Regions from separate parts of the Mus musculus genome. Here region 1 is linked to region 2. Evidence: chromatin loops called from intact Hi-C (ENCODE). Cell type or tissue: heart. All regions are shown on one strand. Links, peaks and the distances in the headings refer to the core of each region. The heading gives the core; the rest is flanking DNA.

Evidence for each region. Hi-C counts contacts between places; a loop is a spot of excess contacts. Peaks named below come from ENCODE experiments on the same cell type or tissue, not always from the same donor. Only the 100,000 strongest peaks of a DNase experiment are listed, where the experiment ranks them.
Region 1: a loop joins it to region 2, with 6 times the contacts of the local background. A loop is called at or near these places in 20 of 42 quality-filtered maps.

What each region holds. Positions count from the first base shown.
Region 1 is chr10:75,177,602-75,191,734 of GRCm38, reverse strand. Bcr (BCR activator of RhoGEF and GTPase) reads right to left here. Exons shown (of 23, transcript NM_001081412.2): 19 at 13,712-13,851; 20 at 11,477-11,611; 21 at 10,495-10,600; 22 at 10,004-10,166; 23 at 6,812-9,495. The coding sequence ends at 9,406. Among named protein-coding and RNA genes, the nearest start is that of Specc1l, 27 kb to the left of the region's middle. In heart, for the core only: no CTCF peak of the experiment used is centred there; a DNase peak (open chromatin) is centred at 9,244.
Region 2 is chr10:75,478,924-75,493,864 of GRCm38, reverse strand. No RefSeq gene overlaps it. Among named protein-coding and RNA genes, the nearest start is that of Gucd1, 31 kb to the left of the region's middle. In heart, for the core only: a CTCF peak has its summit at 7,257 (motif pointing right); a DNase peak (open chromatin) is centred at 7,224.

The DNA.
Region 1 (14,133 bases), core at 6,134-14,133, 300 kb after region 2:
GGATGTGTAGCAGCCGGCACTTTACCACTGACTGACTTCTAACCAAGGCTCCAAGCACTCAGGAATTACGCCCAACAGTGGACAGATGGGACCGCATGAAGTTAAATAGCTTATGCACAGCTAAGGAAACAGTCAAGTCCAGGGCCATCCCACAGAATAGAAAAATCGCCCGAGGATTAATATGTACAATATAGAAAAAAAAAACTTAAAAAAAGATTGTAACGACAAGAAAACTGAAAATGGACTATTGCAGCTGGAGAGATGCTCAGTGGTTAAGAGCCCTTGCTGCTCTTGCAGAGGATCTGGGTTTAGTTCCAACACCTACGTGGCAGCTCACACCCATCTGAAAGTCTAGTTCCAGGGACCCTATTCCCTCTTCTGGCCTCTTTTGGGTGCAGGCATACATATGGTACACATTATATACATGCAGGCAAAACACCCAGACACATAAAATAAAAATAACCCTTTAAAAAAAACATGGAAAGTTGAAATGCACAGAGGGCTCTCAAAAGAAGAGATGTAAATGGCCAATAACTAGTTTTAAAAGTGTTCAACTGCCTTAGCAGTCAGGGAAATGCAAACCAAAACTACTTTGAGACTCCATCTCCTTCCAATCAGAATGGCTACCATTAAGAAAACGAGGGGTTGGGGCTGGAGAGATGGCTCTGTGGTTAAGAGCACTGACTGCTCTTCTAGAGGTCCTGAATTCAATTCCCAGCAACCACATGGTGACTCACAACCATCTGTAATGGGATCAGATGCCCTCTTCTGGTGTGCCTGAAGACAGCTACAGTGTACTCATATACATAAAATAAATAAATAAATCTTAAAAAAAAAAGATAACAAGGGATGGGAAATGCTGGCTGTGGGTGAGGCCGTATAAAGAGGAGCTTTTCACTGAGTGGTGAGTGGGGAAGTGGGTGCTGCTACTGTGGAAATCTGTGTTCAGGTTTCTAAGGAAGCTAAGATTATAACTACTATACGATGTCACAGTTCCTCTGCTCCCAGGCAGATACTCTAAGGACTCTCGGTCTTTCACAGAGATATGTGCACATCCATGTTTATTTCTGATCTGCCCACAACAGCACGGTAATAGGATCTGCCTAGTGTCCTGGCAGATGGATGGATCCACGAAAAGCAGTATGCATAAATAATGCAACTTCATTGGGCCATGCAGAAAAAAGGAAATTATGATAATCAAGAAAAGTTCATGGAAACGGACACTGTCCTATTAGGTGAGGTAACCCAGGCTCAGGAAGACAAGCACCACATGTGTTCCTCTCATATCGACCCAAACGAAGAATGCATAAAAAGGCCATAAATAAAATGGATACTTTAAAAACAATAAAATAAATTTTAATAAAATAAAGAAAATAAAGAAAAAGTTAAACTGAAGCACACTGGGGAGATGGATAAAGCTACTCTCAGAAGCCATAGGATATTAAATGAAATTTCTAGTGCCCGGTGTGGGCCATCTCCCAATGACTTCTTGGCCAGTGTAGTGGCTATTCCTGGTTGTCAACTATCTGGAATGAACTACAATCCAGAATTGGAAGGCTCACCTGTGATCCTAATCTGGAGGCTGGGAGATACAAGTTTCTGACCTGGATCTTGGTATGGAGCTCTTGGTATTGAATGCCAGAAGATTAAGGCAGGGAGGTCTCTGCGTTCGAGGCCATCTGAGACAAAGCACGTCCCAGATCCAGGCATGGTGGCACACACCTTTAATCTGGGCCACACCTTCTGCTGGAGACCTACATGAGGACATTGGAAGAAGGAAGATTTGCTCTCTCTTTTTCGCCTGCTTGCCTTGTGGGACTGAGCAACTGCTAGATCCTTGGACTTCCCATTCACAGCTGTTGCTGACCATTGTTGGGGAGTTGGACTACAGACTGTAAGTCATCATAACAAATTCTCTTACTATGTAGAGACTACCCATAAGTTCTGTGACTAGAGAACAGCCAGAGAGGCCCCTAAAACATTCTAGGCTATTACCCTTGCTCTTGACCACCACCACATCTACATGGTAAGTCGATGACTGAAGACATCACAGGCTTTGGTCACGGGCGTAGAGGAATCTTCTTCCTGATTGGCTAGCTTGAATGGTGGTGGAGGTGCTGCCCACACTGCTAGGGCAGAAGTCCTTAGCAGTCTTACACAACTGTAACCTGTTATGCTACACTATTGACCTGCCAGGCAATGTGGGCCCACTGGTGGGACAGTTAATGGGGGAACAACTTTCTGATTGGATCTAAGGTCTGCTCCCCAGGGGAGGACTCACCTGGTACTCTAGATCTGATCTTTTGATCAGATGCCCACGGCTGCCGAGGTTACAAGCCTTAGTCAGTGGCAAGGCTCAGACTGCTGTCCTATTAAACGGACATGTGCCTATCCCAGTGGCCTTCTCAATATTTATGCCCAGAGGTTAGTACTGCTCTCAACTTTGGTCAGACCATCTTCTTTTTGTGGCGGGCAGTGACGACTGCGGCGATAATTACTCAAGGTGCAAGGAATTAGTAACTGTTGGATGCTCAATTCTGTATCATCTCCTCCAAGGCTCAGAGAACATTAAGACCAGATGGATAGAGAGCAGGGGCTGGAAGGAGTATGGTCGTACACCATCTTCCTGATGTGGACAGCCAGTACACGTAAGAGCTCATAGCAAGCTGGCAGTGGTGGAGCACAACTTGAATCCTAGCACTAAGGAGGCAGAGGCAGGCAGATCTCTGTGAGTTCAATGCCAATCTGGTCTACAGAGTTAGTTTCAGGATAAACAGGGCCACACAGAGAAACCCTGTCTCAAAAACTAAGGAAAACAACAACAAGGACAACAAACCCAAAGACTCAGCAGCTATGATTCTCTGCAGAAGTCCTACGCAAGACCGTGCCTAGCAACAACCTGTTATGGAAAGGGAGTTATAGGCTTTTAAAACTTGCTACAGGGGAAGGTCTCATGAGATTCCCATTCCTCCCTTGAGGATCTATAGGCAGTGAATTGTTGCTCAGGGAACAATGTAACCACTGGCTAGTTGCCAGTACTCCTGCCTATAAACCCTTACCCATGTTCCTGTAAGCAACCCTAATTAAACTCATTGAGTCAGACACACACACACACACACACACACACACACACACACACACCACACACACACACACCACATACACACCACACTTACACATCACACACATATACCACACATAACACATACACACCATACATATACACACAAACACACAAACACACCATGTTTACATACCACACACATACATACCATACATACACACACAAAACACACAAGCACCACACATATGCACCACATACACACACATACCACACATACACACCATACACACACCACATACACACACACCACACACACACACCACATACACACACTACATACATACCATACACACAACCACACATAACACACATAACACACACACACACACACACACACACGAATAGAAACTAGTTGGGAAGAGAAAGGTATCAGAGGTGAGATAGATTGATTTGATTGATATAGATTATGTACAATCTAGTATAGAATGTCACAATGAAACCGTTATTCTTTATCACTAACATATATTAAAAATTAAATTTAAAAATCTATCTTCGGGAGTTAGGATGTAGCCCAATGGTAACACATACCCGTAGCATGTGCAAGGTGCTAGATTTGATCCCCAGCAGACACCAACATACATCTCCCATTTCAAGGTAGAGTTCACTGATGTCGGAGCCAACAGTAGCCCTGGTGAACGTCCCCCAGCCTCCCTTTGCAGTGTTGGTGATGGAGTCCAGGCCCGGCTTCTTAGGCAAGCACCAAATCTCAGAGCCAAATTTCTAGCCCTCAGTGCTTTCTGAAGACTGGAAATGAGCTGTGTGTGAGGCAAAGCTGACAGATTCCAAACATACTGAGGGGCCATGCAGATGGGGGTGGATATGGGGCTGAGGGTAGGAAGGGTGTGGACACAAGGACAGGACACAAAGGACAAGGGCGGTGAGGACAAGCAGAAGGCCCTCTCCACTTTCCTTTGTGGGCACAGCTGGTGGTGCAGAGGGGCAGCCAAAGCCCCAAGAGCAGTTCTGCAAGCCCTTAGTTTCGCTCAAATGCTCTGTTGCACCATTGCCAAGTGTGGGGGTGACCTTTACCTCTGCCTCGTTGGCTTCTGCCCCTCTCCTTTAGACTTCAGACCCTAGGACTGACAGACGTATTTTGACTTCCTCATTGTGTGACCATATCAGTTTCCTGTGGCAGCCTTACAAACATATAGACTACGGGGCTCCAGAAAACCTGGCTTTGCCTCCTCTCCTAGCTCCAGAGGCCAGTAGTGCCAAACTCATCTGTTGGCAGGTGGTTTCCTTCTGGAGGCTCTGGGTGGAATTCTGGTCCAGGCTTCCCTCTTCAGTCAGTGTCTCCTGTACCCTTGACAATATTTGACATATGATTTTTTTTTTCCCCTTCCATCTTTCCATGGTATTTTCTCATTTGTTTTCTTGTTTGCTTTTCGAAACATGGTCTTGCTAGACAGCCCAAGTCAGATGAGCCATTTCCAAATTCCATACTCAGGATGGGGATGCAGATTAAGTCTCTGAAGTACTTCTGTAGTTGGGGACAAGGTCTGAGGAACTCTGAGGCCTTTCTTGGGATGTATTACCATCTGACATCAGGGCAGGCTGCTGGGTTTAGGGAAGTTTATCACTTACTCCTCTCCGAGTAACTGGTACCTTTTCTAATTTGGTTATGAATTAGATGTGACCCTTCTGTGAATGCTTGTCATTGTTACACCCCTGGCTGGCCGTTCTGTAAGAACTGGAGGGTACAGGGCTCTCCCTGGAAGCCGACCATGGCTTGTCAGCTCTCTCCCACTCCCATTAGGCCAGACGGGATGGATTCAAACTCCACTGGCTTCCTCGTTCCCTGGCAGGGTCTTGCTCCAGTCTTGCTGGCACTGTGGGCACTGCTCCAGCCAAAGCCATTTGGGTCTCTTCAAGAGCAGTTTGTCACTCTTCATGTTGTTTATCTTTCCAGAACTATTTGCCACTGCCCCTCTTCAGACCTTGTAAAACTTCCTTTTAAGGCTGCTGGGACGCTGGGGTGGGAGGAGTCACAAGACGTTCTTTTGTGATTTCTGTATGAATTTGATGGGTCATGAAGCTAGAAAGCATCAGCCTGTGCTATTGTGTTTGGGTCAAGGTTGACCCTAACACACCTCGCATAAAGTTGGTACGTTTGGGGACAGAGCTCAGCATTTGCCGGCAGGCAGGATCTGAGGTGTTAATGTAAGTGGGGTTACTCCATTTTCCTCTATGTGAATGGTTATTAACCTTCCTAATGCTGTGACCCTTTAATACAGTTCCTTATGTTGTGCTGACCCCCACTCCTATGACCATAAAATGATCTTGTTGCTACTTCATAGCTGTTATGAATTGTACTGTAAATATCTGAGATACAGGATATCCGTGAATGGGTCATTTGACCCCTCTCTCCAAATGCAGTTTGTGACCTATTGGTTTAGAATTGGTGCTCTAAGGGATCAAGGAAGTGTTGATAACTTCAGGTTTGAGACACAGTGATTGACCCTGTCTCTAAGCCATACTACTGGCCTGGGTTTGGACAGACGTGGCCCTTGCATGGAGAAACACGGTGAGGAGTCAGCTTTGCTTGAAAAACCAACTCCTAGTTTAGAGATGCAATGGAGCCATGAATGCTCTTATGCGTGTAAGTTTTCCAAACAGAGCCAGGCAGACAATGTAAGAGACCATGCTGATTGTAACCTCTTAGGGGCCGGACATAGCCAAGTACTGGTAGAAGCCCGTCTTCATCATCGTACGCAGTTTCCTGGGAAGGGTAGGATCTGGCATGCTTCTGGAGTGGGCCTGGGGTTATGGCTGCTGAGGCTTCTCAGAATCCAAGGGTGAGGGTACAGCTCTTTTGGTCATGCATGGTGACTCTGTCAAGTCACCAATGGGGCAGTGAGAGCCTGCTACTCTGAGTAACCCTGTCACACCTAACACCCCATAACCTTGCACTGTCATCGGATGGCAGTGGCAACAGTGATAGTCACATTGCTCAGGCTCCCCACTCTTGGCCATTTGTCAAGTGACCCTTATGCTAGGAAGTTATTGGGGGTGACCTGCTATAGGTGCTATTGAAGATAATGTGATGGCTGCCTGGATATGGCTAGGCTCCTCTTCCCTAGCTGCCGCCATTAAAGACTCCGAGTTACACACTTGTTGACTCTGGGTGCTGCTTCCCTGTAATTTGGGCAGGCTTCTGAGGGCAAGGCTAGAGGCATCTAAGAACACCCACCTCCTCTGCATGCCATAGAAAGATAGGATCTAGCTGCCTCTCTGCAATCCCAGCAGGCTAAGTGGCTTGAAACAGGCATAGGTGAGGAGAACCAGGGTCAAGTAAGACAAGCAAGACTGGTCAACCACCCTACTGCCATCTCTCCCACTTGCAGGGTCAAGACTACATTTCCCAGGTGGCTTCTCTTCTTCATCCTTAGTCAAGGCAATGGTCCTTGCCCAGACTAGTCCTTGGGTCTGAGGACTTAGCTGCTGCTCTGTATCTTGAAGCTGCCTCCCTGGCACCTACCTGTGGGTCCTCAATTCCACGAAAGCAGGACTTCCCACAGTGGTGCAATGTAGACTCCTCCTCCCCCACCAACGGCCTGACTGGACAATGAGAGCTCTGTAACACTGTTTTTTTTTCCCCCTATGCTTGTGGGTTCTAGTTTTGCCCCAGCAATGCAGGGCTTTCAAACTCGAGAGGCGACTGACCGACTAGAAACCACCACAAACCGAAGTAGTCTCAGGAGACTTTAATGAGAGTGTCCGTGGTCCTTCTGGTACAGAGTGGTAGTACAGACAGCCGAGTTCAAAAGCAGGATCGCAGCTAAGAGACCATCCACCCACTGCAGAGGCCAGGCTACCACCAGGAAAGCCAAGCCCACTGTGCCCAGGACCCAGGTCCCAAGGTAAGAAAGTATCACTTCTTCCTTTAGCGTCTGGCAGCCACGCCTGGTGGGCGGTCATAACGGACTGGGGCCGTCATTCTCTTTGCAGAGGGTAAAGCTGAGTCACCCCCATTCCTGGACAACGCCATGTATTTTCTTTGCCAGCTTAGAGGCCTGCAAGGCGTGAGGCGGTAAGAGAGGCAGCCCCAGTCACTGCTGCCGTGGCCCGATGGCGGAGGGGCACTTTTTAGACCGACACAGGGATGCTCATTCCATCATCAAATAACACATAACCTAAATAAATAAAGTGAACCGAGGCAGGGGGTGGGCCAGGGAATGCACATTGGCACATTGATATATTGCTTTCCAGTTCAAGGTGACAGACACAAAGCAAACAATGGGTTGGGGGGGAGGGGAGGGGAGGAGGTGCAGAAACAACAGTGGGGGGCTGGGAGGTTACTCAGCTTTTCTCAGCAGTGCTCCCCTTACAGGGTCAGAGCCATGACATGGACTGGGATGAACAGCCAAACTAGAGGAGCCCAGTGGGTCCAAAAATGCTCAAGAGCAGACCAATGGGTAGCTCTGCTGAGGGGAAAAAAAAAAGCCAACTAAACACTGTATGCAGACAGAGACCCTGTAGGGTCTTTTGTTTCCTGCCCAATACCTTAGGCAGGTTCAAGAGCAGACGGGAGGGGAAGACATGGCTCTGCCTCTCAGGGGTCCCCCATGTGCTGTGGGGTTGGTGGATGCCATCGGTGGGCATACCCACCGTCCAGACATGGGAGGGGCTGTGGGGTATGTGACCGGGTGCAGGAGTCCTCACGGGACAGGCAGTCTACACCCCTAAAATTATGCCTTCCTGCAGGAGCAGCTCAGGATTCAAGTCTCTCGTCAGCCTTTTTTCTTCTCTCCCCAGCTACTTGTACGCCAGCCCTACACAGTAGTCTTGGCTGTCCAGATAAGCATGATGCTGCCAAGGCTGGTCCTGAGCTCATGGCAACTCTGCCTCTGTCACCCAAGGGTGGGATTCTACCCTTTAAGAAATGATGCAAGGGTTTATGGGATTCCTTCTTGAAGACAATCAGTGGTTTTCCCTTTCCCTTTGCTAACTAGGGTGGCCAGTAAGAGACAACTACTCCGACTCCCACCCAGCGACAGGGATTGAGGTGGGAGGGCCGCAGGTGGGCTAGCTTTCCATCTTGCTCCTATCCCCAGGCCTGACTTTCCTAGCCTTCTTCCCATATTTCTGATGCTCTGGAGGGAGGCATCAGAAACGACTCCAAACAAAAGGAAGCCGGCTCTCAAAGGAAGACAAAACCCTGCCTGGACATGGCCTGTCCACGGTGTACATTCTAGTATCTTATTAGGTGTCTGAACCCATTAGGAAAAAAAAAATTAGAAACTACGTATAAAACTTAAAAATATTCAAGTATCAAAAGCTATTTCGGATCAAAGTATTAAAACAAGCCACTAGAGGAAACTGCTGTCTTGGAGCAGAGATGGCTGAGAAAGGTAACCGAGTCTGCTCAGACGGGAGCAAGGGAAGGGAGTGGTCTCTTAGATGGGGCAACGAGGGAGAGAGACAGCAGTCAGAGCCAGGCTGGAGATATCACAGCCTTTGTAAGACAGAAGGGAGGCTGTAAGGATCAGTGGGCTCGGCCACTCTCCCTGCAGAAGGAATTGTAAGGTGCGTGACGACCAGGGTCTCCTTCCCCGTGCTGGGTCCTGGGACACTTCTGGGCTGTGGAGGAGCACACTCCTGAGAGGTGCATAGAGAGCCCAGACAAGAGTATCAGAGAACAGGAGCCTGACCTGCTTCTGCACATACATCCATCCTTCTGGGAGGACGGAGCAAGCAGCCAGGGCTGACGATGTTACAGTGCCGAGTCAGCATCTCAGACCCTGTCACACACACAGCGGAATTTCTACGTCAGGGAACGTGAAGGCATCCCCACCTAAACAGAGGGACATGGCTGTGGCCCCCACAATAGGAAGCAGCAGCAGTGTTTATTCAAGACACAACAGTAAGGGATCTGACGGTGTCCCTATTCCCCAGAGAGGGTGCATCGGAACAAATGATCCAGTAGAGATTTTTTTTTTTTAAAACTCTGATAAATTAGATTCGTAAAAACCACTCTCTTCTCCGCCTCTTTTCCCTTGTCCGCAGGCTTGCAGATGGGCTGACTTGGGGTGCCCTCTGGTGGCAACAAGGGAAAGGTACAGTCTGGGGGCCAGCCTGGGGCTTGCAGACACACCTGGATTCTCGCAGGCCCCTTGGCCTTTCGCTTTGGGTACTTGTCTCTTGGCAGATGGCCCAGAGCTTCGGAATGGCTAAATTACACCGCAGGAAGGGTCTCATTCCCACTCTGTGGGCGGGTTCTCTCGTCCCAGTTTTCCAGGTCATTCTGTGGGCCTCCTAATGAGATGACTGATGCCTGGCTTTTAGACTTCAGTGGAAAACAGGATGCTCTGTCTCTTGCTGTCAGGGGCAGGGATGGCCTCCAGCTGCAGGAAGTACAGCAACACTTGGACCTGTTCCGGCAGAGAAGGGAGAGGCGAACCTGTGAGAGGGGTGCAGGTGGGAAGCCTCTCTCAGCTCACACAGCTCCCGTACTAAGAGACCTTGCTGGTGACAAGAGTTGAGCTTGAAAGACTAGCAGATGGGCTCAAATCTAGCCAGGAACAGAGGGGCTAAAAGTAGCCAGAGGGGCTGGAGAGGTGGCTCAGTGGTTAAGAACACTGACTGCTCTTCCGAAGGTCCCAAGTTCAAATCCCAGCAACCACATGGGGGCTCACTACCATCTGTAATGGGATCTGACGCCCTCTTCTGGGGTGTCTGAAGACAGCTACAGTGTACTTATACATAATACATAAATAAATTTTTTTTTTAAAGTAGCCAGGGCCCCTCTTGACCCTCTCAGTGATAGTAGGTAGGCCTCTGTAGTTGAGGTGGGAACGGCTCATGCTGAAGTAGGCTGAGGCTGTCTACCCGACAAGTGTCAAACCAGGGTAACAATGGACTACGGCTTGTTTCCTATACCTGGGACATGACCTCCAGGGACCAGCTGTCAGTCATGGTGATGGGCTGGCTGGGGTTAGCAGGGAGCTTGCTTTCCTTCTCTGAGGGCCGAAGCAGTGTGGGGCCAAAGACCGTGGCGAGGTTGTGCAGGGACATCTTGTTCACCGTCTCCTTTTCAGCTACCCTGTTTCGTGAAGCCAGAGCAGAAGGTGTTATTCCAACATCACACTCAGGGCTTATATAAAGATTCTATCCCCCAGAGTCCGAGGAGTCAGGGACAGAGAGAACCCAAGGCCAGTGGGCAGCTGGGACAGCTCTGGGCCATGATCTGGAAGTGAAGGGCAAGTTCAAGTGCAATGCTGGCTGTGGCTTAGTGTCCGGTGCAGAGGAGAGGGATGCCATCGGCTCTAGTCCCTAGTGTGGGAACCGACTGGAGACTTGAGAAGGAGAGAAGGCCCTTGGTGGTGCATGGTTTTCTGGGGACGGGGGCTGCATGGGAGAGCGGGCGCTACCTTTTCAGGTGGTCCAGGAGGAAGAGGAAGGTGAGCAGGTTGGCTTCTGGGAGGGACAGCAGCAGGTTCAGCATGCAGCTCTCCTTTGCGACGGGGTCTGAAAGAGCTACAGAAGGAGGGCGTTCAGTTCCCAGGGTCGGAGCACAGTCCCGAGACCTCTCATGAGGATGTCAGACGAAACACCCCGAACCCCAAGCCTATGCTGGAAGGCACTGAGGAGTTCAGGCGCCCAACATTGTCTCAGGCCACACAGTTAGACTGACTCCAACTGAGGAAGGCCTGTGGTAAAGGCTTATGTAGCATGGGAGATACCAAAAAAGCCTTCTCTCATCTCAAACGAGCAGCAGCACCCAGGCACCTGTATAGCTTATGGGTAGGCCTGTACTGGGGGTGGGGGTGACAAGTGGGAGGCCTGGGGGGAGGGGCACTGTCTGCTGCTATAAGCACATAGGAAGGCCCCTTCCCCCAGCCCCTGGGAGCTTCCCTTATTTACACGCACACCCTAGGGGCACTTTCCAGCCTGAGAGGCCAGGTCTTGTGGTGAACCGGCCCTGCAGGTTGGATTACCATAAGGGTGAAGTAAGGGGTATGTCTGCCTCCTGTGTGAGTTGGGCACCATCATCCAGGTTGACTAAAGGTGAAGGCTGGGCATAAATCTCTGCTTGACTGGGCCAGGACCTGGGGTTAGAGCATTAGGGGTTCATTGTGGCTACGGGGATCCCACAGCTGGACACGTCCATGGCCACACAGACTGGTTACCCTCTGGCCATACTGAGAGGAGAGGGCAGCAGGCAGCTGTCAGAGATTGCACAGATGGCCTGGTTTTTAGTACCCGCACTGCACAGCCAACTCCCTCAGGTTAGGTTCGAATGTGGGAACAGAGTATCGGGGAACAGTCTGATTCCCTCTCCTAATGGCGCCAGTGAATGGACGAGGCCATGAGATGCTTGCCTCCCACAAGGCCAGGGCCCTCGATGCTCACCAATGCCTTCTGCGAAGTTAGGGTAGAACTCATCCGTGAAGAGGGGCTCGGGCAGCTCACGGAAGTAGAGCTTCAGCGTGCCGGCAATGGCGTTCACGTCCATCTCGCTCATCATCACGGACACATCCTTGTTATCTGCAGAGAACGCAGAAACAGCCTCCGTGTGGGTCCCAGGTCTGCAACCTGCCTGGGCTGACACAGCTTGATGACACACGTGTGTAGCCATCCCCTTTGTGTGGTTTGTTTCCCTACGCCCCCCAGCATTTGTGTGACTGAGTCTGGACAGGGTTGCTGGGAAGAAGGGCCACCAGCTGCAGAGGCAGGCAGGCGTAGGGACTGTTTGAGTCACTTAAGTCGTCACACTGGGTGTTTTCTTAGGACTTAGGCAGCCTCTGGTTCTCTGTGTCAGAGAGCCGGTGTAGTGGTTTGAATGAAAACGGTGCCCACAGACTCAGGAGAGTAGCACTATTGGAGGTGTGACCTTATTGGAGGAAGTGTGCCACGGGGGCTGGGTTTTGAGGTTTCAGAAGCTCAAGCCAGATCCCGTGGCTCACTCTCTTTTCCTGCTGCCTGCTTATCTACTCCTGGCTCCTCTCCAGCACCATGTCTACCTGCAAGCTGCCATGCTTCCTACCATGACAATAAATGGACTACATCTCAGAACGGTAGGGCAGCCCCAGTTAAATGGCTTCCTTTTTAAGAGTTGCTGTGGTCATGGTACATCTCTTCACAGCGATGGAAACCTTATCTAAGACAGAAGGCTGCGTGGAGAAGCTGAAACATGACAGTGAGTCTTATCGAGGAGTGCTGGGTCCTTGATGGCCCAGGCCAAGATGGTGGTATAAAGACTCTGCAAGTACAACATCCTTCTGAGTCCTGTTTCTGTCTGCCTGCTCTTTGGGGAACACTGAGAAAGAACCCTGTGCTGATTGGTTTCTATCAAGTTGAAACAAAGCCTACATATATCTGAGAACCTCAACTGGGTGGGTGGGGGGGAGCTTAGATTGGCCTGCTGGCTTTTCTTGGCAGATGACTGACAGGCAAGGGTCTAGACTACTGGGGGCCCCGTCCAGTAGGGGATCCTGGGTTGTATAAGGTGACAGACTGAGCAAGCCATGAGGAACAAGCTAGTAAGCAGCATCCCTCCATGGCCGTGGCTTTACTTTCTGTCTCCAGGTCCCTCCCCTGAGTTCCTGGACTGCCTTCCTCGCATCATAGACTGTGAGCTGAGTGTCACAACCTGAAATGAACCCTCTCCTCCTCCAATTGCTTTTGCTCTTGGTGTCTGATCCGAGTAAACAGAGACCTTAAGTAAGACTGATCCTCCGAGGTCTCAAAGCCCTTGCTTAGCCTTCAGGATAGTTCTGTCTCCCTTACAGAGTGGGAGTGGTTTGGAGACAGGTAGAAAAGAGACAGCACCAGGGCCATATCCATGCCATTGTCCCACACCTTCCTCAAGGGAGCATAGTCAAATTATCCTGGGATTTAGCATCTCCTGGCCACTCCAAGGCATCAGGCAACACCCCAAGGAAGGCCACGGTCCAGCTTGGTGGCTGTGGTTAGACCTTGGAAGGATTCGGATTTTTAAAAAGAGCTAGCTACTTTTCTTTCTTTTCTTTTTTTTTTTTTAATGTATCTGTGTCTACCTGCATGAGTTTATGTGCACCAGGCACATGCAGGATCCCACAGAGGCCAGAAGAGGACTCTGGATCCTCTGTAACTAGAGTTACAAGTGGTTGTAAGCTATATTGTGGGTGCTGGGAACTTATCCTGGGCCCTGTGCAAGGACAGTACGTGTTCTTTCCTAAGCCATCTGTCCAGCCAGTCTCTTCTTTCTCTTTTGAGACGTGAAAGTTTTAAGTGGGGCCTGATCTCCTTAACTCAAGTGATCCCATCTCAATCTCCTGAGTAGCTCTAACTTCAGAGGTTAATACCAACATGGCCAGACCACATTAGCTCTCAAGTCTTTTTATTTTACTTATTTTCTCTTGAGACAGGGCCTTGCTCTACCACCCTGGCTGGCCTTGACACTGCAGCAATCCTCTTGCCTCTACCTCCCAAATACTAGGATTATAGGTGTGCTAGTTATTAATCATCAATCAATCATCTGTCTGACACAAGGAATCACTATGTAGCTAAAGCTGACCTGGAACCCATTAGTGTGATGTGCCAGGCCCCGTGGGAGTCTCGGTATGGGCACCACTGTTTGTTCCGCACTGCCTGGGTAATACTCACTGACATCAAAGGCTGCCTTCAGTGCCTGGATGTCTGTGGCCACTCCAGACACTCGGTAGATGCCCACCTCCTCCATACCCCGGCGCTCGATCTCTTCCACACACTGGCGCACAATGTAAGGTACCTTGGACCTCTCTCTCCTGCAGGGGGAAAAGAAGGCGTGGAGAGTTTGAGGGCCTGGTCAAGCTTCCCTTCCTGTTATGAGTTCTCAGGTATGTGGCATAGATTTTATCAGGAACTTTCGAAGAACCAAAAGCATCCAATCACATTGCAAGATACCTATGACCCTGTGGAGGAAGGTCAGGAGGCTGTGTTATTTTCTTCCATGGTGCGGGAGAGCACTCAGGGCATCCCTTACAGATACCGGGTAAATAGCCTGAGCTATATCCCTTACCTAGGAGGCTTTTTTTAGGTGACACTGA
Region 2 (14,941 bases), core at 3,796-11,795:
AAGCCCTATACTCTTCTACCATCCCCTCAGATCAAAGTCTCCCAAGAACTTCTGCCACTGGCTCTCCTGAGACTGAGGGCCTTCCCAGAGAAACCTCTATCCCTTGTTTTGAGCTCAAGTATGGACAGCTGGTTCTGCCTCCTGGTCGCCTGTCTTAGCTGTCACCTCTCCCTGATCACCTCCTTTCTCCTCTGTTAAGCTCGCTATTTTCACATGCTCTGTTGGAACTACACCCACTACTGCTTGCCTCAGTGTCACCCTTGACTCCCTTTCCTCCTCAAACAACATTGAGGACTTGGTCCTCCTCCCTACTTTTGATCACAACCCCCCTCCTCTTTCTTCTTAAATGGAGAAAGGTCATCCTTACTACCCCCAGGTCATCCTTACTACCCCAACTGTCTCTAAACTTGATGGCTTCCCTCACTGGACTCTTCTGTGAGAATTCTACTTCAAGGTAGTCTGGTGGATGCCATAAAGGAGGAACTGTGGTGGGTGTGATGGTTTGTATATGCTCGGCCCTGGGAGTAGTACTTTTAGAAGGTGTGGCCCTGTTGGAGTGGGTGTGTCACTGTAGGCATGGCCTTTAAGACCTTCATCAAGCCAGTCTTCCGCTAGCAGCCTTCAGATGAAGATGTAGAACTCTCAGCTCCTCCTGCACCATGCCTGCCTGGAAGCTGCCATGTTCCCTGCCTTGATGATAATGGACTGAACCTCTGAACCTGTAAGCCAGCCCCAATTAAATGTTTTCCTTATAAGAGTTGCCTTGGTCATGGTGTCTGCTCACATCAATAAAACCCTAACTAAGAAAGTGGGCAAGTGAGATTTCTGGAGACGGTTGACCAGTTTGCACAGCTACAATGGATGTACCTCGGAGAGGCACAGTCCTGAGGGATTCATCTCTGGATTACTTCTTGATGCTGCTGCTGCTCCTTCTCATGTCTGTCACTGCTATCGTCCTCATACATCTGGCGTGGTGTGGTTGGGCATGGAGAGATCCTTACTGCCTATAGTCTGGTATGATGACTTCTTGGGCTTATTGGTCAGTTTTCCTGCAGGTCAATATGAAGGTGAACTTTGGTGAAATAATTTTATTTTGATGAAGCAATGATTTTTTACAGAAGTTGTGATTTGATTTAAATAGTTTGGGGGAAGTTAGGGTAGTTTATAGAAAGTTTAAGGGGATTTACATTGTTTTGCCAAAAAGATATAATAAAGTTAGAATTAGAGTAGAACATGCCCCTTCCCTTGTAGACTAGCAAAGGCTTCATAGGTTAGAAAATGTGCACCGTGAGCTTCCATGCATTATAAGCGTGCAATTGTACTTGGAAGAGAAAAATAGGCTTGGGACAACAATCAAAGAAAACACTCATTCTAGGTTAGGTCTGAGTTCCTGGATCTTGTGATTTGGGAATGTGGACATAGGTTTCAGAGTGGACCACGAAAAGACAGGGTTAGGAATAAAGAGTAGATTATTCTACTGTCAGTATGAGAATAGACAATAGATGATTAGCCAGTTTAGTTGAACAAGACTTCAAAAATAAGACATGTTGCAGGATATCTGGATTGTGTTATTTACTGGAAGAAGAAAAAACTGTTTCTAGTTGTGGTGTGACTCAGCCATAGCATAGACCTTTAATCCAAGAGGTTTCTGTTTATCATAAGAAAGATTATATAAAGTTAACCATAGGTCAAGAGGTGGAGCAAGCATCTAATTGACAGGAAGTGAACATAGGAAAAAAATCATAAAGAGCAAGAGGAAGTCAAGAGGATGGATAGAGAAATGCACAGGAAGTAGAAGAGGGGGGGCATTCAGTTTGAGGTTTTTGAGACAGTGTGAAGAGCTTCCTATTGGGACGTCGGCTGAGGAGGAAGGCCAGCTGGGTAATTTTTTTTTTTTTTTTTTTTTTTTGCCTCTCTGAGGCTTTCAAACCCAGCATCTGGCTCCCAAGTCTGTCTTGGTAAAAGCAAACATTTGAGATTTTTATGAAGAACAACATTTGGCACTACAACGTGTGGCATGACCACATGGACGAAGAAATCATGCCGGCTACAGACAAACTGAGAAGCCATCAGATTTGGTTAAGGCACCTGGGAGTCCTCAGAGAGAGAGAGTTAAGGATGGGAAATACCATAATACAATGCACTAGGGACCCTGCTACTGCTGCTCCAGATGGCTTGAAAAATATAAGCAGAAAATGAAAAGATAGTATCTTAATTGAGATTGACATAATACTGATTATAATTACTATCAGTCTGGTAGTTCAGATTTTACCCTTAATGGCCATAGTGGGGTTTGTGTGTGTGTGTGTGTCAAATATGATAAGTGGCTCTTACTCTCTCTCTTCTCCTCTTGCCCCTCTCTACCTACTCCCCTCCCCCCACATGCTCATGCTGGCCTCTACTCTCTCTCTCACTTCCCCCCCTGCCTTTCTCTCAACTCCTCTCCCTATGCCCTGAATAAACCCTATTTTATACTAAAATAATAGAATAAGTGAATTGATAAGAGACAAGCCTTAGAAAGAAAGATGAAAATTAAGGAAAATACTCAGACACAGAGGAATTTAGACAAGGACCTACCATGCCACCAAATAATGAAACTGAAGAGAGGAAGCCCAAGGTTGTTTGAAAACCAACCTTTAGTTCATCCAGTTACTATGTAAGGCTTACCAGCAAATGATAGATGCCCCCAAGGTTATGAAGAAATTAAAGAAAATCCTATAGATGTATTAGATTTGAGAAGATTCAAGGAAGCGATCATTTCATATGTGTTCACCATATGTGAAGCAGATATTAATTCATGGGCAACTCAGAACAGAATTATTCTCTAAGACTGGAAAGATTTGGCAACAGCTATAATGGAAGATGGCCCTCAGTTACAATGGTGAACATGGAAGAAAGAGGAAGCTAGGGCCACAGAACAATGAAATAGGGCCAGAGATTTAAATATTTCCCAAGATCAGTTGCTAAGTGAAAGTCAATATGCTGAGCTACAAAAGCAGCTGGAATTTGATGATAACACCTTGGAGCTATGTCATTTAGCAACTTTAAATGCTTGGGACAAAACTGAAGAATCAGGAAAGAGGTTCGAGTTGTTTACTAAAATCATACAAGACCAAAAGAAGCCTATACTAATTTTTTTTCAAAGATAACTTCAACTGTAAATAGAATAGTATCAGATACAGAGGTCAGAAGAAATCTTAGGATGAAGCTCCTGGGGCTGTACCTTCTAGGATTCACTCATGGCAGCCATGCAAGACAGTGGGCTGTCTCCAGGAAGCTCAGTTGCCCACTGCAGTTGCTCCTGCATGGTGTTCACCAAAAATGGATCCTCCAGTTCAATTCTTGGGTCCATTTTCTTGGAAAACTTTTTCCCAGTCCTTTACTCTGAAGCAATGTCCATCTTCATTGCTGAGATATGTTTCTTGTATGTGGCAGAAAGAAGGATCCTGCTTTCTCATCCATTCTGCTAGCCTGTGTCTTTTTATTGGGGAATTGAGTCCATTGATGTTGGGAGACTAACATCTCCCATCTATGATGATTGAAAGTTTTGCTGGGTATAGTAACCTGGGCTGGCATTTGTGGTCTCTTAGAGTCGGCAAGACAGTCCAAACCCCTTCTGGCTTTTAATATCTCTCTCCTCCCCGTGTGTGTGTGTGTGTGTGTGTGTGTGTGTGTGTGTGTGTGTGTGTATGTAAGGTTGTTGAAGCTTTTCTCCATCCACTGAATACATATCTGTCTGTCTGTGTATATGTCTGTCTGTCTGTCTATATGTACGTACATATCTATATGTATGTGTGTGTATATATGTTGGAGCCTACTTTGCTTCATCCAGTGTGTGTGTGTGTGTGTGAGATCACTGGCCACATCAGTGGAAGCCTGAAGTGGAAGTTTCTGGTTGTGTCATGTGATGAAGACTCCCTTGATGTTTTGCTGAGGCAAGACCTATGAGAGGATATGTGATATTTGGAGAGAGTATAAGTAGGACTCAATAGACAGAGACAGGGCACTTGTATAGCTAGCCTTGCAACACTTCATTGGTCTCTGATCTTCCCTTCATTGAGAAAGGCATGGCAGAGAACTCCTGGCATTCTGCCTGGTCCTGGTTGCTCCCACTGACTCGTGCTGATTAGGTAGAGGCCTGGTGGTTTTAAGCATCTGAGAACCCTTATAAAAGTAGGTTTTAAAAAAATCTAAGCCTACAGGAGCCCAAATAGCCTCTATCAGTGGCAGTTTCCCTAGTTACTATCAATAGCAGTTTAAGCCAGTTGCCACCAACACTGGTCTCCTTTCTTTCCTGCTACCATCAGTCGAATCAGCTCATGCCTGGTGCCAACACCAGCTTCCCCCTCCTCCCTTTCTCTTTTTAATTGCACCCACATTCGTTAACAGAAACATTACTAAAGCTTAAATTACACATCAAAGCCCACATATTGGTAGTGGGAGACTTCAACACTCTACTCTCACCAGTGGACAGGTCATCAAGAGAGAAACTAAACAGAGAAATAGTGAGACTGACAGCAGTATGAATCAAATGTACCTAACAAATGTCTACGGAACATTACACCCAAACACAAAAGCATATACCTTCTTCTCAGCGCATAGTTGGTCACAAAACAAGCCTCAACCGGTATGACAAAGTTGAAATAACCCCTTATATCTTGTCAGACGGCCATGGATTAACGCTGGAATTCAGCAGCAACAGAAACAACATAAAGCCTACAATCTCATGGAAACTGAACAACTCTCTACTAAAAGACTATTAGGTGAGGGATACGAGTGGACAGAAAGGTCGCAGCATTTGGCGAACGCATGGTTTACTGATGGTTCATCATCCACTGACGGAACCAAAACTAATGGAAAATGGCAACCTATTGACAGGGGGATAGAATGGCTGAGACTGAGGAAGGACCCACAAAATCAGTGTGGCACTATTGGCTATTAACACAAACAACCACTACAAAAGCAAAAAGAAAGTATCTTCTCCAAATTCATACTGTATGTGCAAAGGTATAGCTATATGGTCATCATGGAAACTGCCACTAACTGGCAGAAAAATGGCAAAGATATATGGTCCTGGGAGGAATAAATGGAAATGGTAAAACCTAGCAAACTTAGGGAAGACATCACATTTATATAGTTCATACAGGCAAGACAGACAAAATGTCTGAAAAATAATGAAATAGTGGAATGAATTGGTATCTTTAATTAAGACTAGAATATTGAAATTTGCCAGGGAACAAACTCAGAATAAATCAGCAAGAATGATAGATCACCCATTCAAAAAACTTGAACGTTGTTTATCCTCCTAACACTAAAAAAAATAAGGGGAAATGGAGAACCAGATTAAACCAGTACAACCCTGTGAGAATATTATTAGGAACCCAATGCCAGGTGGTGGTTCACACCTTTATTCCCAGCACTTGGGAGGCAGAGGCAGGCAGATTTCTGAGTTCGAGGCCAGCCTGTTCTACAGAGTGAGTTCCAGGACAGCCAAGGGTACACAGAGAAACCCTGTCTCAAAACAAAACAAAATTATAATGGTTTAAATTTAAAAGCTATTTGCAAAAGGGAAGCTAAAATTAAAAGTAAATGTCCTTTATGATCTAAAAATAAATACACTTAAGCCTTGAATTTATATCACTGTTCTCAGATATGCCCTTTGGCCACTGTAGTGCTACCAAATTGGTGAGGATTGCATTTGCTAACGGCAGAGAAAGATGGATGGCCATTGTCTCTTCCTCAGGGAGGAAAGTTGCTTGTATATCAACCAGTCAGGCTTCACAGTAAAACAGAAGATCTTGCCACTCCAGATGGATCTCCAAAAACATAGAAAACAGCTTAACACCTCTGGCCAGTGGACCATTAACAGTCCAATATGGAAATGGACACTACCCTTCTTGTCTGTGTTTTCTCTTTTTCCTAATCAATCACACATTGACGTAAAGACTTCTTGTCTAGATTTCTTCAAAAACAGATCCAAAAGATGTCTAACCAGACCTTTAATCAGATGTTATTACAGGATTACCGCCCCTCAGCTCTGAAGCCTGCAACTTCTGATTATACCCTAACAGCGAAGATCAAACTCATCCCACGGACCGCTATACCACACTCAGCAGGGAGTAGTCTAGTGATAGCATTGTCCCCTTTCTACCCTGTCTGTCAATATTATCAATAACAAACAAAAAAGGGAGGAATGTTGGCTATTAATGCAGAATACTCAAGCGGGAGGGAAAGGTGTCCCTGCTGTGGACTCTTTATAAATCTCATAGACTTTGTAAACGCTCAAGGCAGGAAAGTGGTCAGGCCTGAGGATCTCTAGCAGCCAGTTCCCTCCCTCAGACCCCTCTAACTGTCAAAATAGCATTTCCAGTATCTGCAACTATCACACAGTCTTCTCAAAAGGACCCTTTCCAGATTATGCTAATTTTAGGCGAAAAATCTGAACAAAAAGCCACCAATCCCTGAGCAGGAAAACCCACCAATCACTGAGCACCCCCAAGCTCAGGACTTGAAATCCCACCAATCGTCACCCTGGAAATTCCTGCCCTGAAAGCTCCACCCCCCGAAGGAATCCTATATAAAGGTAGTGTCTGATCAGTTCCCTGCTGTCTTCTCCTGGGAGCAGAGACAGTCAACCCTGGATTGTCCCTCTATATTCCATAAATCTCTTTTAAGAGATTTGCTGTCTGGTGTGACTTGCCAAGAAGCAATGAAGAGAAGAAGGGAAGAAGTGGAGCAGGGTTGAGACTCCTGAACGCCTCAGCTCAGCTGGAGATCCCCTCCCCTGGGAGCTGCAATGCCTCTGCTGGGGAGATATCCTGTCAGAGCTGTGTGGATTCTGGGCTTCCGTGTCTTAGGATACCCTTCCATTGGATTACCTTGTCTTTGGGTGGTTCTTGGGCTTCTGAGTCCCAGGACAACTTTCCTTCATACAAGTTCTGATGAGGCAGAGAGACAAGACTTATTCCTATCTGATCCCCATATTTAGGGAACAAGGTGGCCACCCATGAAGGATCCACATCCCAGCCACAGACTCCCACAGTACATCCTTCAAGGACACAGAGGAGAGTCATTGCTCCCTTCCTAGGTGCCCAGAGAGCAGGCACAGACTGTGGAGCAGACCCTCCCCAGAGGAAGTAGGTGGAATGGAGGATGATGAGTCCCACCAACAGGAAAGTTCTCGGTCATACCTTTCTCCAGAAGAAGATGGAAGGAAATGTGTTCCTGTGCATTAATGTGCAATGCAAAGACCAACCTCTAGGTGGCAGCACCAGAACAGTCTTTCCAGATCACCCAGCCAGACCAAGAGCAGCAAGAAACCCAAGCAATTACACTTGAAGTGGTTCTCAGACTTCCCAATGCTGCGACCCTTTAATACAGTTCCTCGTGTTGTGGTGACCCACAACCATAAAATTATTTTGTTGCTACTTCATAACTGTAATTCTAAGAATGTTAAGAATCTTAATGTAAATGTCTGTGTTTTCCGATGGTCTTAGGCAACTCCTTTAAAAGGGTTGTCTGGCCCCAAGAGGGTCACGGCCCATAGATTTTGAACCACTGAGTTAAAGGGAGCACGGTGTCTGCACTCAGTGGGCAGTCAGCAAGGGCTTGCTTAATGTTCAGCAGGCCAGCGATGGGCGGGCTTTAGGAAGCCAGCAAGGAGTGTGACAGGCAAGGCAAGACTTGGGTTTAAAATCCTGGAGCAGGGAGACACTAGGTACCCACAGTTTCGGAGGCTGGGCCTGCCTGTGGAAATAACAGCTTGCCTCAAATAACTAAATCATTGGGTTCCTGACATTGCCCCAAATCAGAAAGGCTTAGTAGGAAACTAATGACTGATAGATGCTATGATAACAGTTTAACAGATAATTAGTGTGAATCATAGAGATCAGTACTTGGAAGTTTTAGGAGTTCAAAACCAGCTTGAACTACATAGTGAGTTCTAGGCCAACCTGTGCTACATAGGCAAAATTCTGTCTCAAAAAGCAGAACAAACAAATACCACACAAAGCCAATGGAAACAGAGACAGTAAGAACAGAGTTACATAAAACACGAGTAGTTCATGGAACCCATCTGTAGGGGAGAGGAATTAGAAACGAGACCTGTAGGGACCTGAGAGGTAGTTCAGTTGTTAAGAATGCCTACGGCATTGGTGGCACATGTCTTTAATCCCAGCACTCAAGAAAGCAGAGGCTGTTGGATCTCTGAGTTCCAGGCCAGCCTGGTCTACAGAGGGAGTTCCAGGACAACAGAGAATCCCTGTCTTGAAAACCAAAACTAAACGAATGGAAGAAGCCAGCCACTTGAAAGCAAGGACAGCAGAAAGAAGAGCTTTCCAAAGGGCTTTAGCAAAACATTCAGCTTGAACATACGATCTCTTTCTCTCCTTGGGCCAGACCGGAGGACGTGTGGAATGCATGGTTGTGTGCATGTATGCATATGTGCATGCGCGTAAGGGATGGTGTGTCACTGTGGATGTGGGCTTTAAGACCCTCATCCTAGCTGCCTGGAAGCCACAATTCTGCTAGCAGCCCTCAGATTAAGATGGAGATGTAGAACTCTCATCTCCTCCCACACCATGCCTGCCTAGATGTTGCCTGTCATGTTCCCACCTTGATGATAATGGACTGAACCTCTGAACCTGCAAGCCAGCCCCAATTAAATGGCCTTTACAAGACTTGCCTTGGCCATGGTGTGTTCTCACAGCAATGGAAACCCTAACTAAGACAGTGGGCCTCTCAGCACTGGGTATCTCTAGTCTGAGAAGAAAAGGTATTAAGATTCGAGATGGCTGAAGCAATGACCACTTTAAACATGGAGCAGCTGGGAGCAAAATGCCCTGGAATCTTCCATCAGTGGGCACCTGGCTTGAACTAGGAAGTAGTGCGTGTTTACTCGAGCCTAATCCTCAGGAGGTTTCACAGGGCAAGGAGAGGGAGAAAGGAAATGGGGCCTGGCTTCCTCTTTTCCTCTCAGCTGCTAAAAACCCAGCTGACAAATGTTTAAGAACGGGACTTTTACAGAGACGTGCTGTGGATGGCACTTTCCAGAATTAAACAGGTACCCGGGATCCAACTACCAAGAACATGGTCCTTGCAATTCGACAGGAAGGTGTTGTGCATAGGAAGTCAAACCCATGGCCAGAAGTGTAGTGTATTATCACTAAATCACCACCGGCTTTCTTAGAATATTCCAGCAAGAAACCATTTGTCATTTTCACACACACACAGAGTCAGAGCTCTGACCACACACAGCAGGAGACACATTTCTTTTTTTTGGCTTCAAGGGAAGATAAAAATACATTTCACATAAGACATTTGCAAAAGATCAGAGAAAAATTCATGAAGAGAGAGAGACCAGTGCGGGCCACAAGAGGCGGAATCAGATTTCCTCCCATGGCCTCCCCACCCCTCTGAGACAGAACCTGGGCATCAGGAGCACAGAGCACTTCTGCTGCAGACATCCTCCATGAATTTGTAGGAATTGAATGTTAGAATCCATCCTTGCTTGCTGTTCCTCCCACGGATACCAACAGACAGCCCACTGGGATGCTGTGATTCCCAGGCTAGCCCTCTTGCTAGTGCCACCACTCTGAGGGGTACCGCACTCTGCTCTCCACCCCATCCTCCGTGTCCTCTCAGAAAGCCAGGCTGTGAACCTTCCTCATCCTCTGCTTCTCTTCAGGGACTCAGTCATGCTATCTCTCTTTGGAGCCCCAGCGATGCTGATGGCTGTCTGTCTGCTCACGCTGTTAATGACGCTAATTTCTTAGCCTCTAGTAATCCATGTTACTGTCCTGTTGAACCACCCACCCCATCCAAAACCTAACACCCAGTGCTGTATGCGGGGAGCTAAGGGCTAATCCCAGGGAAAAGATAGAGTTACTGTCCTACCCTGCCTCTAGCTGGGACTTAGAAACATTTCACTCCCAGAGAACCTATAGCCCTATAGACGTTTCTCAATTTGCTGACCACCCCTAGGCCAGGATCATCACATGCTGAACAATTGTACTTCTTGAGAAATCAAGTTCAATTTAGTCTCTTGGGCATTTATAGAGAGTTTGTCTCTCTGCTTCAAATGCCCACCATTCTGCCTCATCACCTGAGAACTGGCATCGACCAAACCAAAGAAAACTAAAGGCCGTCCTCGTCCTGGGGTGTGAGACACTTTCCTAGCATTCTCTGACACTGAAAATAAATCTTTTCTGCTCACTGCTTGCTATCTAAGTGGGCACCATGCTGCATATCCCCTGATGGCTCTGGTCTTCCTCTCAGAGCTCATTGTTACCGTCTTAGAGTTACTATTGCATCAAGGAACACCATGACCCAAGTAAGTTGGGGAGGAAAGGGGTTTTTCGGCTTACACTTTCATAGTGATGTTCACCATAGGAGAAGTCAGGGCCAGAACTCAAATATGGCAGGAACCTGGAGGCAGGAGTTAGTGGTGGCTGCAGGAAAGCACTTGGCGCATGATGTCTCACACCATTTTGCTGGTACAGCCTACTGAGAGGCCAGCAGGCAGGACTTGGCGCTGACTAGGAGTCTGTGAGGGCATGGAAGGTGTTTGTAAAACATATGCAGAACATCTGAAGAGAACAAATCCCAGCGCCCCTTCCATGGCACCTGATATCAGTCAGTTGTTTGATTTTATTGGCCCCTGGCAGATCTCAGCTGTCTTGTTTAGCCCACAGATACAGACACGCCAGCTGTGTAACAGACTGGATCAAAGAGAAGACTACGTGCTCCTCCATCATCAGGCCCAACAGGCTGGGAAGAAATTGAGTTGGAAGCATTAGGGACTTGGAACAGGTGCACACAGTGAGCTGCATCGAACCTGTTGTATGATAGTGATCCTGTTTCCACTTAGTTACACCGGAGCCAAGACTGAATGTCTGACATGAACCGTGAATGATCTCCTTACTCCGAAACTACCGTGGCCCCTCCGCTCCTTTCCTTCTTCTTTTTACTTAAACATTTTTATGATAATTCAGATAGAAAGCATTTTTGCCAGGCTAGAGAGGTGGTTCAATGGTTAAGAGCACTGACTGTTCTTCTGAAGGTCCTGAGTTCAAATCCCAGCAACCATGTGGTGGCTCATAATTATCTGTAATGGGATCTGATGCCCTCTTCCGGTGTGTCTAAAGACAACTACAGTGTACTTACATGTAATAAATAAATAAATCTTAAAAAAAAAAAAGAAAGCGCTTTTGCCAAGGTTGGTTCCTGTCCTTGAAACTGTTCCTGTCTGCTTTATAGCAGTGAGCACACCAACCCTTCATGGGCGTTGGGGAGAACGAGTGCTGCTTACCCTGTAACTGTTTGCTCCCTGTGCCTGGCTCAGCCTGCTCTTATAGAACCCAGGGCCACCAGCCCAGGGATGGCATTACACGCAATGGGCTGGCTTCACACATTAATGGCTAGTTTAGAAAATTCCCAACAGGCTTGCCTACAGCCAGATTTTATGGAGGCATTTTCTCAAGTGAGGCTCCCTGCCATCGGATGACTTTAACTTGTGTCAAGCTGACATAAAGTTAGCCAGCCCAACTGACCCCTTGTCAGCTTGACACACAAGTCACTGCTAAAAGCCAACCTTCCCTTTCTTGGTCACCCCCACAACCTCATATAAAACAATATAAATAACTTTAAAAATCAATCTTGAAGAATTCAAACAATTCAGTCTCTTTGAAATAACCAATCCAAAGTCTTTTCAAAATGTAAAGTCTCTTGACTGGGACCTTCCGTAAAAGCAAAAATAAACCGAATGCTTTCTCACTTCAAGAGGGAAGGATTGGGGCACAGATAATCACAACCAAAGCAAAGCAGACTCTCAATGTGTAAACGACACAATGTCTGATATCAGGAATTCACTCACAATCTTCTGGGCTTTCCCAAAGAGCTTGAGTCACTTCTCCAGCTCTGCCGTCTGCAGCACACGCAGATTGTCTTCTAGGCTACAGCTGGCTCCACTCCACTGCTGCTGCTGTTCCTGATGGTCATTCCATGGTCCTGGCATCTCCAAAATGCTGGTGGGGATCTTCTGTTGCAACTGGGCTACACTTTCACCAATAGTCTCTCATGGGTTCTCTTCAAGGTGCCAAACGTCAACTTCTCTCCATGACCCCTTTAGTCCTGGGTCTTCCAACTACTGCTGAGGCTGCACCTCACCAATGGCCTCTCCTGGCCTCTCACAGTGCCCAAAGTCAGCTGCTCTGCATGACCCCTTCATGCCTTCAAAACCAGTACCACCTGGGTGACTTTTTTGTTGTTGTTTTGTTTTGTTTGTGTAAAAATTATACTTTGGAGCTTGAGCCCCTGCGTTGAAGGGAGAAGGATCCGGGGCTAATGGGCCTTATAATCGCCAACCATTTCTGTATCTCCTCTCTTTTCCCCACCAACCATTCTGATCCTGTCCCTCCCCTCCATCTTCGGGTGATTTTTCTCTTCCTTTCCTTCCTGCTACACTTCTCCGCCTCTATCTTCATTCTCCGATCATCCACTGTTCCATTTCCACCACCCCGTTGGTCCTGGCGATGCGTGTATGCGGGTGCACTCACCACCGACCTTTACTATCCTTCCTGTTCCGTTTCCTCCTCCCACTCTTGCAGAGACCCTGGTGGGGCAGGGCGCCAGTGGAAGACCGAGTTCTACAGCTGGAGCTCCTACATGGAGCACTGAAAGAACCAGTTCGACCACTATAGCAAGTGCTGCTCAGACCTGTGACCCCTTGGGAGACCCCAGGTCCTGCTGCCCTGCCCGAGCCCCTAGCTTATGTATAGTATTTATTTAAGGGCTGGGATATAATACAACTGAGCCCCCAGGTCTTGTCCACCCCACCCCACCCCGACTTCTCCCACTAAGGGCTCCCCATCTTTTGCATGTTTTGCACTGAGCTCCCCTCACTGCAGTGCCTTCGCCCCTCTGTGTTGCCAATAAACTGTTGCAGCCACTAGAGTCTGTGCAACCCACCTGGGTGACTCTTACGCCTCCATCACCAAGTTCAGCTGCCTGCACGAGGTACAACCATGGCCACCTTTGGAACACAGCTTCTGTGTGCTCTTAAGAAACACTTCCCAGAAGATTTCACTTCAATGGTGCTAGTCAACTTCTTAAGCACTGTTAATGTCTCAGCCCCAGCTGACCAACATCAAGCATCCCTGTAAAGCAAAGTAGTTCTGGTGTCTTTTTTTTTTTTTTTTTTAAAGCCAACTCTTGATTTATTTATTATATGTGAGTACACTGTAGCTGTCTTCAGACACCCCAGAAGAGGGCATCAGATCCCATTACAGATGGTTGTAAGCCACCATATGGTTGCTGGGATTTGAACTCAGGACCTCCGGAAGAGCAGTCAGTGCTCTTAACCGCTGAGCCATTTCTCCAGCCCGGTTCTGGTATCTTCTAAGCAGCTGACTCTTCAGCTCCAGTAACCAGAACCACAGAATCTTCATTCAAAATAGCAAATGGCACCTAGAGTCTTTAAATTTCCCTCTGACCCTTGGAAAGCCAGGCCTCCGCCTTCTGCACTGCTCTCAACAGTCTTTCTTATCTTCCAAGCTCCCACAGAACAGCTCACCAAACACTGACCACTCAGTGGCTTTACTTGTGTGAAGTTTCAAAGTTCTTCCCCAGAACGACATGGTCCAGTCTGTCATAGTGATATCCCACTCCCTGGTACCAGCTTGTCTTAGTTAGGGTAACTGTTGCTCTGATGAAACACGGAGTCCAAAGCAACTTGAGGAAGAAAGGGCTTACACTTCCATAGTGATGTCCATCACAGAAGGAAACCAGGACAGGCACTCACACAGGGCAGGAACCTGGAGGCAGGAGCTGATTCAGGGGCCATGGAGGGGTGCTGCTTACTGGCTTGCTCCTTGAGGCTTGTTCAGCCTGCTTTCTTTTCTTTCTAAAGATTTATTTATTTATTTATTTTATGTTTATGAGTACACTATAGTTGTACAGATGGTTGTGAGCCATCATGTAGTTGCTGGGAATTGAACTCAGGACCTCTGCTCACTCCGGCCCTGCTCGCTCCTGCCCAAAGATTTATTTATGCAAGTACACTGTAGCTGTCTTTTAGACACACTAGAAAAGGGCATTATATCTCATTACGGATGGTTGTGAACCACCATGTGGTTGCTGGGATTTGAACTCAGGACCTTCGGAAGAGCAGTCAGGGCTCTTAACTTTGAGCCATCTCTCCAGCCCACAGCCTGCTTTCTTATAGAACCCAGGACCACCGCCCAGGGTGGCCCCACCCACAATGAGCAGAGCAGAACCCCATCAATCACTAAGAAAATACTGTACAGGCTTGCCACCTGCTGGATCTTAGGAAGGCATCCCCCACCCCCATCCCCACCCCCACCCCCACCCCCTGGTTGAGGCTCCTTCCTCTCAGATGACTTTAGCTTGTGTCAAGCTGACAGAAAACTAGCCAGCACAATTACAGTCTATTTGCTGCTGGGTTGTTTATCTCTTTCTTTTTGATTCAGAGTCCTGAGTTCCATTTCTGAGTGAACTCAGCAAACCCTCGTCTTTTCCCAGTCACATGATATCTCAGTATCCATCTGCCATTGCCACCCTCTTTATATGGGGGATCAAAGTAGGGACTGGGACATGGTAGGAACCCCTCTAACACTGGGGTACAACCCAGGGCTTGATTTTGAAAGTGAAGGTCTCCTTTGCTACCTAGGCAGCCCTTCAGCTCAGGACTGTCTGTCTTTAGTTCTTGATTGCTAGGATTATGGGCAAGAACCCCCACATCTGGTTCTAGGTCTCTAGTTTATTTATTTATTTTTAAAGATTTATTTATTTAATGTATAGGAGTACATTGTAGCTGTCTTCAGACACACCAGAAGAGGGTGTCAGATCCCATTATAGATGGTTGTAAGCCATCATGTGGCTGCTGATATTTGAACTCAGGACCTCTGGAAGAGCAGTCAGGGCT